Regions from separate parts of the Homo sapiens genome. Here region 1 is linked to region 2. A link is a loop called in an ENCODE intact Hi-C map of the cell type or tissue named here. Cell type or tissue: breast epithelium. All regions are shown on one strand. Links, peaks and the distances in the headings refer to the core of each region. The heading gives the core; the rest is flanking DNA. Region 1 has its middle 33 kb from the start of LINC02519. Region 2 has its middle 44 kb from the start of THBS2.

Region 1 (4,396 bases), core at 202-4,201, 120 kb after region 2:
TTATGCCTTTGCTGATAATTAATAATTAGCTGACTTAAATGTGAACCTGATCTTCTTCAAACACTGAAAAACAACTTGAGTTATACCCCATGAAAAGGTTCTGAGTAGTATTTATTTAATTAAAAATTGTAAAATCAGCCTTTAGAAAGTTTGTATGTTTATTTTATTACATCCCTGAGGCACAGCTCTTGGGATAGAAAAAGGATGGGGAGTAGCTGTGGGTTTTGAAACACTCTATTTCATCCTGGGCCTTTTCATTTTAGTTTTTTTTTGAGAGAGGGTCTCACTCTTTTACCCAGGCAGGAATGCAGTGGCATATTCAAGACTGTTGGAAGAAAACATGGCACATACAATTTCCTATCAGTAGTTTGCTAGGAGAAAATGTCAGTTGTTTAGAAAATACAAAATAATTTAACATTGAACAAACGGCTGATGCTACCATCAGCTGTATAATTAGTAGGGTCCTCAAAAACAGCTACTGGACACAGTTTCATGCTTAGAATGCACATAAGACAGTGATAACACGAAATCACACAGTAATATCACAGACGTGTTAAACCTTCAAGGATTGTTGAAATAGCACCAAGAATGTTCACTGAACTGACCTTAGTTTCTAAGGTTTATGCAATCATTTGAATTTTACTAGCCCTATCAATAGTTAAGAAACAAATTCAAAAATGGATTCTACCACTTCACAAGCAAACTTGCAATTTATAAATCCTGGAAATACAAGAAACTAACCAGTTGTAAAACCAGAGGATAATTTGGGATGAAACGAGGTCATTGGCCCATAGGGATTGTTTCCTCCAATGGAGCCCCATAATTCGTAAATCTGAAGAGGATTTCACTTCCAGCAACATGGTTTTGCTTTAAAATTCCAAGTAGGGACCCCAGTGAGCTCCCCAAGGTTCGTCTTCACGGGGCCTTACTCTCACACCCGGTCAGTATCTGTCCCTGTGCGGGGAGGAGGAGGTGGGAGACGAATCAGCGAGCCAAGAGTCTTTTGTGCTCAGGTTATGGGATTTGAAGACCGTGTTTTCTTTTTCTTTCTCTTCTTTTTTTTTTTTTTTTTTTTTTTTTGAGACAGGATCTCACGCTGTTGCCCAGGCTGGAGTGCACAGGCACAACCTTGGCTCACTGCAACCTCTGCCTCCCGGGCTCAAGCGATTCTCCTGCCTCAGACTCCCGAGTAAGTGGGACCACAGGTGCCGCCAGGCCCAGCTAATTTTCATATTTTTTAGTAGAGACGGGGTTTCACCATGTTATCCAGGCTGGTCTCAAACTCCTGGCCTCAGGTGATCTGCCCACCTCGACCTCCCAAAGTGCCAGGACTACAGGCGTGAGCCACCGCACCCAGCTGAGATTGTGTTTTCTTACGAAAACAAGGATCTTTCCCAAGTCTCCCACCTGCTGTGGAATTCCATCCAGTGCGTGTCTAGTCATCTCTTGCATTTCATGTGCATAACATTTCACTTTAGTCAACAGTCATTTGTCTGGAGGCTGCTGGAGTCGTTCTCACAAGACCTCCACCTGTGGGATGGGTGCGGCAAGCCAGAATCCACCTACCATTTGCCACTTCACCATTCAACAACTAGTCAAAGTTGCATTCCAAACACAATAACCAAGGAAACCAGGCAGGAAAAGGCACCCGAGGGAGAGAAAGGAAAGGGCTGGGAAGAGGACATCCCACCGAGGGCCTCCGAAGGTGAGTGCAGGCTGCTTTTTAACGCCTGCTCCACATTCCTCCTTCTCTGGGGGAAGTATATTTTGTGAATTTCCTCAGCAGAAGTCAACACAGCACCTATGCACAACCTGTGGTGGCTCCTGGAGGCTGAACATGGCAGCGTCTCCTCCCTCTGAACCTCCCACTCCATCAGGGCCCCTTTGATCTTTCGCCATCCTCCAAACCCTCCCTCATTGTCTACCTGAACTCATTGACCAGTTATGAGTTCTCAGTGATTTTTCTACTTAGCTTTTTTTAATATGTGCCCACCGGGGACTCTCATAAACGCCTCCCCTCCTGCCATGGGTACCCATCTGATCTCGGATCTCTCTGTAAGCTTTGTTCACTCACAGTTGCTTCTCAGTAACAATGAGAAACGGCTTGTCCCACCTTTGTGTCCGGTCATACTCTCTGGTCACCTGGACTTTGGCAGTGTGTGAAGCCTGCTTGGCCTTTAGTGCCCCGATCGCCCCGGTGGCCTGCGGAGCGTCTGCTGACGGCTTCCCAGCGGTGTTCAGGACACACAGGGTGTGGAGACACGGCGGCAGTTTGTTCTCCTGACCACCAGGTGGCTGTCACTTATATCTCCCTAGGAACAAAGAAGTGACCAAGCATTAGAGAAAGCTTTTCTTTTCTAAAGATGATATTGCCAAGGTCTGAGCTAAAATCAATTATCCAGGACATGACCCGTGAATGTTTCGCTTAGTGTTTCTCTAACTAGAACAGGCAGCTCAGACACATCATCAATTCAGAGGAATTCATCCTCCTCCAAGAGAGGCTGAAATATTAGTTGTGTTTGCAGTTCCTTCCCTGGATAAGAAAATAAATTTAGATAGAAGATGACAGCATTTCCTGAGACTCAATGGTTTCTCATTCACACAGAAGCCAGGTGTGTAGTAAAAATCTACCCGTGCCCCCAAAATGTCTGCTTTTGTCCTCAGGTCCTGGGAGCGATCTTTATCCTTCTGGGTGCCTTGGGCTTGCTGGATGGTGATGGTGTGACTGAGTGGGGTCTCCAGGCCAGGCAGCAGCAGAAGCCCTGCGGGTTGTCACACACGGAGGCCAAGGAAGCAGCTCATCCTGGGCCGAGTGTGATGGAAGTGCTGCCTCAGGGCTTCTCCTGGATGCCGCCCCGTGTGCTCTGGCCCCAGCTTATTTTATCTGTACCCTTGCCCTGTGATAAACTGTCAGCATGTGCACAGCAGCTCTCAGGGAATTCCACAAGTCCATCCAGTGAATCATTGAAGCTGAGGGTTGTTTCGGAAGCCTGGAACCTGCATTTGGGGTAGACGTGAGTGTAATGTTGGCAATATGCCCCCCAACTTCGTTGTCTAAACTCTTTGCACCAGGGTCATGTTTTGGAAAAATGAAATCTAATCATTTTTCTGCTCAAAACCCTCCAGTGGCTTCCAGTGTCAAAGTCCTTCCAGCAGCCCACCATGGCCTCGTTACAAGCCTGTGCCACGCCCTACCTGACAGTTCACGTCTGAGCTTATCTCCTGCCGCCCCATTCCCTGACTCGGCCCCAGGGTCCTCCTGCCAATCCCTGGCCATGCTGAGCATGTGCCTCCCACAGGGCCTCCTACCTATTCCTCTGCATGGATGCCCTTCCCCTCGTCATCCAAACTGCCTGCCCCTCATATCCTTATATGTCCCCTAAAATGTCATCCTGTCCTTGACTCCATGTCCAATAATTCTACATAGATGCCCCCGGTGGGTGCTCCATACCTTTCCTGTTTGCTTTTCTCCAAACGCTCCTGACTCCACACTCTACGCTGTTGTGCCTGGTGTCCTCCCTTCGCTTGGAGGAGGCAGCTCCTTGAGCTTTGTTCACCACTCAGCCAGCAGGTGGAATGGGGCCCACAGCAAGCACTCGGGAGCTACGTTCTGAAGGCCTGAGTGCGTGAACGGACGGTGCCTCCACTCCACAACACATTGCAGATGGAGAGAAATAAAACATGAAGAAAAGGCACTGCCTTTAATGAACCTAAAGCCAACCTGGCCAAACACACATGTGCATGCAATAACTGGGAGACGAGAGCTGCCATGTGCGATCAGGCCCGCTTGTGATGGAACCCATGCGTTTGGAGATGAGGAGGCTGTGCCCTGGTACCAAGTGGTCTCAAAGTGCTCAGTAAACTCAGAGGGGGGTCTACTGAAACAGGAAAACAAAGTGGATGCATGACTTGAAACGTGAAGGCTGAGGTTGAAAGAGTCACCATGGAAAATGTGACTGGGGGCCAAGAGGCAGGAGAAAAGCGTCACCAGAATGTGGGGACTGGCCAACGAGGGCAAAGAGCCTGCCACTCAAACAGGCTGCAGCAAACAGAAGCAAAGGCGGCATCCACTGCCCTAAGACCTTTGAGATGGGAATAAACCAGAGTGTTTTGAGTCTAATTATTCAGAAAAATCAGAGTAATGCCGAATGGCAGAATTTTAAAATAATAGTTTTCTACGTCAAAGGAAGGGCACATTGGCTCCCTTTGGAGTAAAGTTTTTAAAAAGTTGCTGAGGTAAACTCAGTGAAAATCCAGACAATGCTTACTCCCTGCAAATATGCAAAAGAGCCAGTCTCATCACTCACTTCGTTAGGGAAAGAAAGGAAAAGAATTCCTCACTAGCAATTGAGATTTTCTGGCAAAGTGCAAGGAGGAGAAAACTTTGACTCAAAAG
Region 2 (4,396 bases), core at 191-4,190:
ATGAAGGTAAAATAAAATCCTTTATTTTTCTTTGTTTTAACTAATCAAAAATATAACAATATCTTTTAAAAAATAATAGTAGCAATATATCAGGTATCGATAGCATACAGATAAATGAAGTGAACAAGAATGTTATAAAGGGCAGAAGGAAGGTATTAGGAATATTTTATTGTAAGTTAACTACACTATCTATTAAGTCATACAGTGGTATTTGAAGGTGGACTTATATTAGTCAGAAATACACATTGCAAACCCCGAGACAACAACTAATATTTTTAAGAGAAGCATAATTAATATACTAAAGAAAGGTAATACGATGAAAAAGTTTAGTCCTATATCTGGAAATCTTTACTAAATTTAAATTTGTGTATTAAAGTAATAATGACCTGTTTACCCAAACATTATAGATGTTTAAATATTTCCTTAATGCATGTAAATTGAGATACAAAGCTTTTTCACAATATACATGTATAGCAGTTTGCTTTAATTTTTTGAAGTAGGGTTTAATGAGTATTTTTAGAATCATGCTTACATCAGTCCCATATAAACAGAAATTGCTGGGTCTACTAAATCCACAGTAAACCTGATTGAGGCTGCCCATGCATGCTTCGACAGGAATCCAGTACACAAACAGATTTCATCAGCATGTTCAGTGGAACTAAGGTCTTCTTAGAACTGTGCTTCTGAAAGGCTAAATGCACTGTTAGTTGTTTAGGCCAAAGTTGCACAGGTCTGTTCAAAGACTTCCTTCTTTGCCTGTAGTCCATACTTAGGGGCCTCCTGTAGGTTCTCCACATAGTGCTTACCTTTTCATTTTGCAAAAACCACTTTTAGCATATTTGAACTATTTCTCTGTACTAACAAAGTCCTCTGGTGCTAGGCAGTTGCTGCCCTGGGAAGCTCCTGAAAAGTATGAGGTCAATGGCCAGAACAGTTTGGGGGGCAGTTTGGATGGTGTTTCTTGCAACCCCTGTGCCTTGAGGCATTCTTGTTGGTGTATTTGCTGGAGTATGTTCACTGGGAGGAATCCGTATTCTGGTCTAGTGGCTTGATGTTGTGTTGCATGGATCATAAATTAACGATGATGGCCACAGTGGCTGGCCGGGGGGCGGGTAGGGGTTTCTCCAGCATCTTCCTTTTCTTCAACTTTATTCTCTTCTTCAATTTCAACAGGTTTTGCCTCAGAGGTGTCCTCATTCTTTAAACAGTCGTGTCTGCTGCCTTCCACCTTGAAGGCTCTCTGTGTTTCACATTTTCATTAGCAAGTTTGCTAAATACTATCGTGACTTGCAATATAGAAGACATTGATCATGTTTTTGAGAAAGTGTCCAGCACTATCTTTATTGTTGTCATACAAAAACACTTTCAAAACTTAATTATTGGGCCGGACACAGTGGCTCACGCCTGTAATCCTGGCACTGTGGGAGGTGGATCACGAGGTCAGGAGATCGAGACCATCCTTGTTAACACGGTGAAACCACATCACCACTAAAAAAATACAAAAAAATTAGCCAGACGTGGTGGTGGGTGCCTGTAGTCCCAGCTACTCGGGAGGCTGAGGCAGAAGAATGGCATGAACCCGGGAGGTGGAGCTTGCAGTGAGCCAAAATTGCGCCACTGCACTCCAGCCTGGGTGACAGGGTGAAACTCCATCTAAAAAAAAAAAAAAAAAAAAACTCAATTATCCAAATGGGCAAAATTGGTCAGGTGCGGTGGCTCACACCTGTAATCCCAGCACTTTGGGAGGCCAAGGCAGGTGGATCGCCTGAGGTCAGGAGTTCAAGACCAGCCTGGCCAACATGGTGAAACCCCATCTCTATTAAAAATACAAAAATTAGTTGAGAATGGTGGTGCATGCCTGTAATCCTAGCTACTCAGGGAGCTGAGACAGGAGAATCACTTGAACCTGGGAGGCAGAGGTTGCAGATTGCACCATTGCACTCCAGCCTGGGTGACAGAGCGAGACTCTAACTCAAAAAAAAAAAAAAAAGTGGGCAAAACCAACTATTTCATGGATAATAGCTTTATTATCACCCAAAGCTACTGATTCATTAGCTTTGATGAAACTTAATAACATTTGAGAGTTTTACTCTTAGTCTGAATTCCAGTTGTATCATGTATAAAGAACAGTAAGAGTCCACAACATGGTCCTGCTTGTCATGCTTCTGGGCTATTCTCAGATGATGTTATGTGTTCCTAGATTATGGAAGGAGTGGGGGCAATAATGGGATAAACATGGCCAACTCTACTCTGGGAATCAACACTCCTATTTCACAACTGAACAAGTGTAAAAGAATAGAAACCATACAGAGTATGCTGTGAGACCACTGTGGAATTAAACAAGAAATTAATAACAAAAATAGCTTAAAAATACACAAATATTTAAAGAACATACTGGGTTGAACAGTGCACCCCCAAAATTCATGTCCACCTAAAACCTGTGAAGGTGACTGCATTTGGAAATAGGGTCTTGCAGATTTAGTCAAGTTAAAATTAAGTCATAGTAAAACCTAATCCAATTATTGTTGTCCTTGTCAAAAGGGAGAAATTTGGACACAGACACACAGAGGGAAGACAGTCACGTGAGGATGGAGTTGGAAATTGAAGTTATGCTGACATACATAGAGCATTTCTTTCAGTAGCTGCAGAATAAACTTTTCAAAAGCACAAGGACACTTATAAAATTTTATCATACACAGGACAAAATTTGATGTCTTAATACATTTTAAAATATCAAAGTGGTACACAACATAATTTTTAACCAAAGTGAAATGAATTACAAAATCAGTAACAAAAAGGTAACTTGGAACTCCTAAGTGTTTCCATATTAAGCATCAGAGTTTCCAAACAACCCTCATGTATTAATCAGAGTTTTCTAGATAAATAGAACCAACATAATTGTATAAGTTCATTCTCACTCTGCTATAAAGAACTACCCAAGACTGGGTAATTTATAAAGAAAAGAGGTTTAAATGACTCAGAGTTCCATAGGCCTGGGAGGCCTCAGGAAACTTACAATCCTGGCAGAAGGGGAAGCAAACATGTCCTTCTTCACATGGCAGCAGGAAGAAGAAGTGCTGAGCAAAGAGGGAAAAGCCCCTTATAAAACCATCAGATCTCGTGAGAACTCACTCACTATCATGAGAACAGCATGGGGGAAACCACCCCCATTATTCAATTAACTCCCACTGGGTTCCTCCCACAACACATAGGGATTATGGGATTACAATTCAAAATGAGATTTGGGTGGGGACACAAAGTCAAACCACATCAATGATGTATATATTAATTACAAGGTATTGCCCGTGTGATTATTAAGGCTGACATGTTCCACAATCTGCTCTGTGCAAGCTGAGACCCAAGAAAGCCAGTGGTGCGGTGTGAAACCTGAGAGCCAGTGAGCTGACGGTATAGATTAGAGTCTGTGTTTAAAGGCCTTAGAACCAGGAGTGCTGAGGGCAGAAAATTGATGTCCCAGTTCAACAAAGCAGAAGGAGTGAATCTTCCCTTCCTCTGTCTTTTTGTTCTATCAGGCCCTCAGAGATAGAAAGATGCCCACCCCAGGTTGGGGCAGAAAATGTGCTTTATTTAGTCTACAGATTTGAAGTCTAATCTCTTCCTGAAACACCCTACTAGGCACATCCAGAAATAATGTTTAACCAAATATCTAGGCATTCAGTGATTGAGTCATTGATACATAAAATTATGACACTGCAGCTTATAAGAAAAACACAATGAAAATTTCAAAATAGCATTTGAACTAAGTGATAATATAAAATGGTATACCAAAACTCATGGGATACAGTTAATGTTGTGTTTAAAAGCAAATTCATAGTCTATTAGTCTAAATTTGTAGTCTAAAAGTATTCTTTTAATGAAAAAAATCAAACCCAACTCAAGATTTATTAAAAAATTAAACTGCAAAAAGCATAAACAGAAGTAAGGAGAATTGAAAGATTAAAATAAACTACACAAAATGCAAAAGAAAACATTCTTATCACAGGAGCTACAAAATCAGAAGCTGTTTTTCCAGAGAAAACTAAACGATAACAAAAAGGTAGACCTCTGGCAACATAGATCAAAAGAAAAGAAAAAGAAAGGTCAAAATAACCAGTAACAGCAAGGAAAAACAGCAATTTTAAAAGATTATAAATATTAGGCTACTTATGACAATGAATTTGCATATTTAGATAAAATTAATTTGAATTTTAGATGAAAATTTAGATAAATATTTAAGTGAAATGAATAAATTCTTAGAATAGCCAATCATTGTTCAAAAACTGTATTAGATTATATTTTCATTCTACTTATCTGTTTATTAAGTGGTGGTTTTAAATTGTATGCATTTCGAACGGTTTTTAATGATGTAGATAAAAAACTCTGAACTTACATTAAA

The links. Peaks named below come from ENCODE experiments on the same cell type or tissue, not always from the same donor. Only the 100,000 strongest peaks of a DNase experiment are listed, where the experiment ranks them.
Region 1: it touches region 2 in a loop (8-fold over the local background); 1 of 110 quality-filtered maps calls a loop at or near these places.

What each region holds. Positions count from the first base shown.
Region 1 is chr6:169,418,863-169,423,258 of GRCh38, forward strand. No RefSeq gene overlaps it. Among named protein-coding and RNA genes, the nearest start is that of LINC02519, 33 kb to the left of the region's middle. In breast epithelium, for the core only: no CTCF peak of the experiment used is centred there; a DNase peak (open chromatin) is centred at 2,258.
Region 2 is chr6:169,295,723-169,300,118 of GRCh38, forward strand. It overlaps the pseudogene VTA1P1. Among named protein-coding and RNA genes, the nearest start is that of THBS2, 44 kb to the left of the region's middle. In breast epithelium, for the core only: no CTCF peak of the experiment used is centred there; no DNase peak of the experiment used is centred there.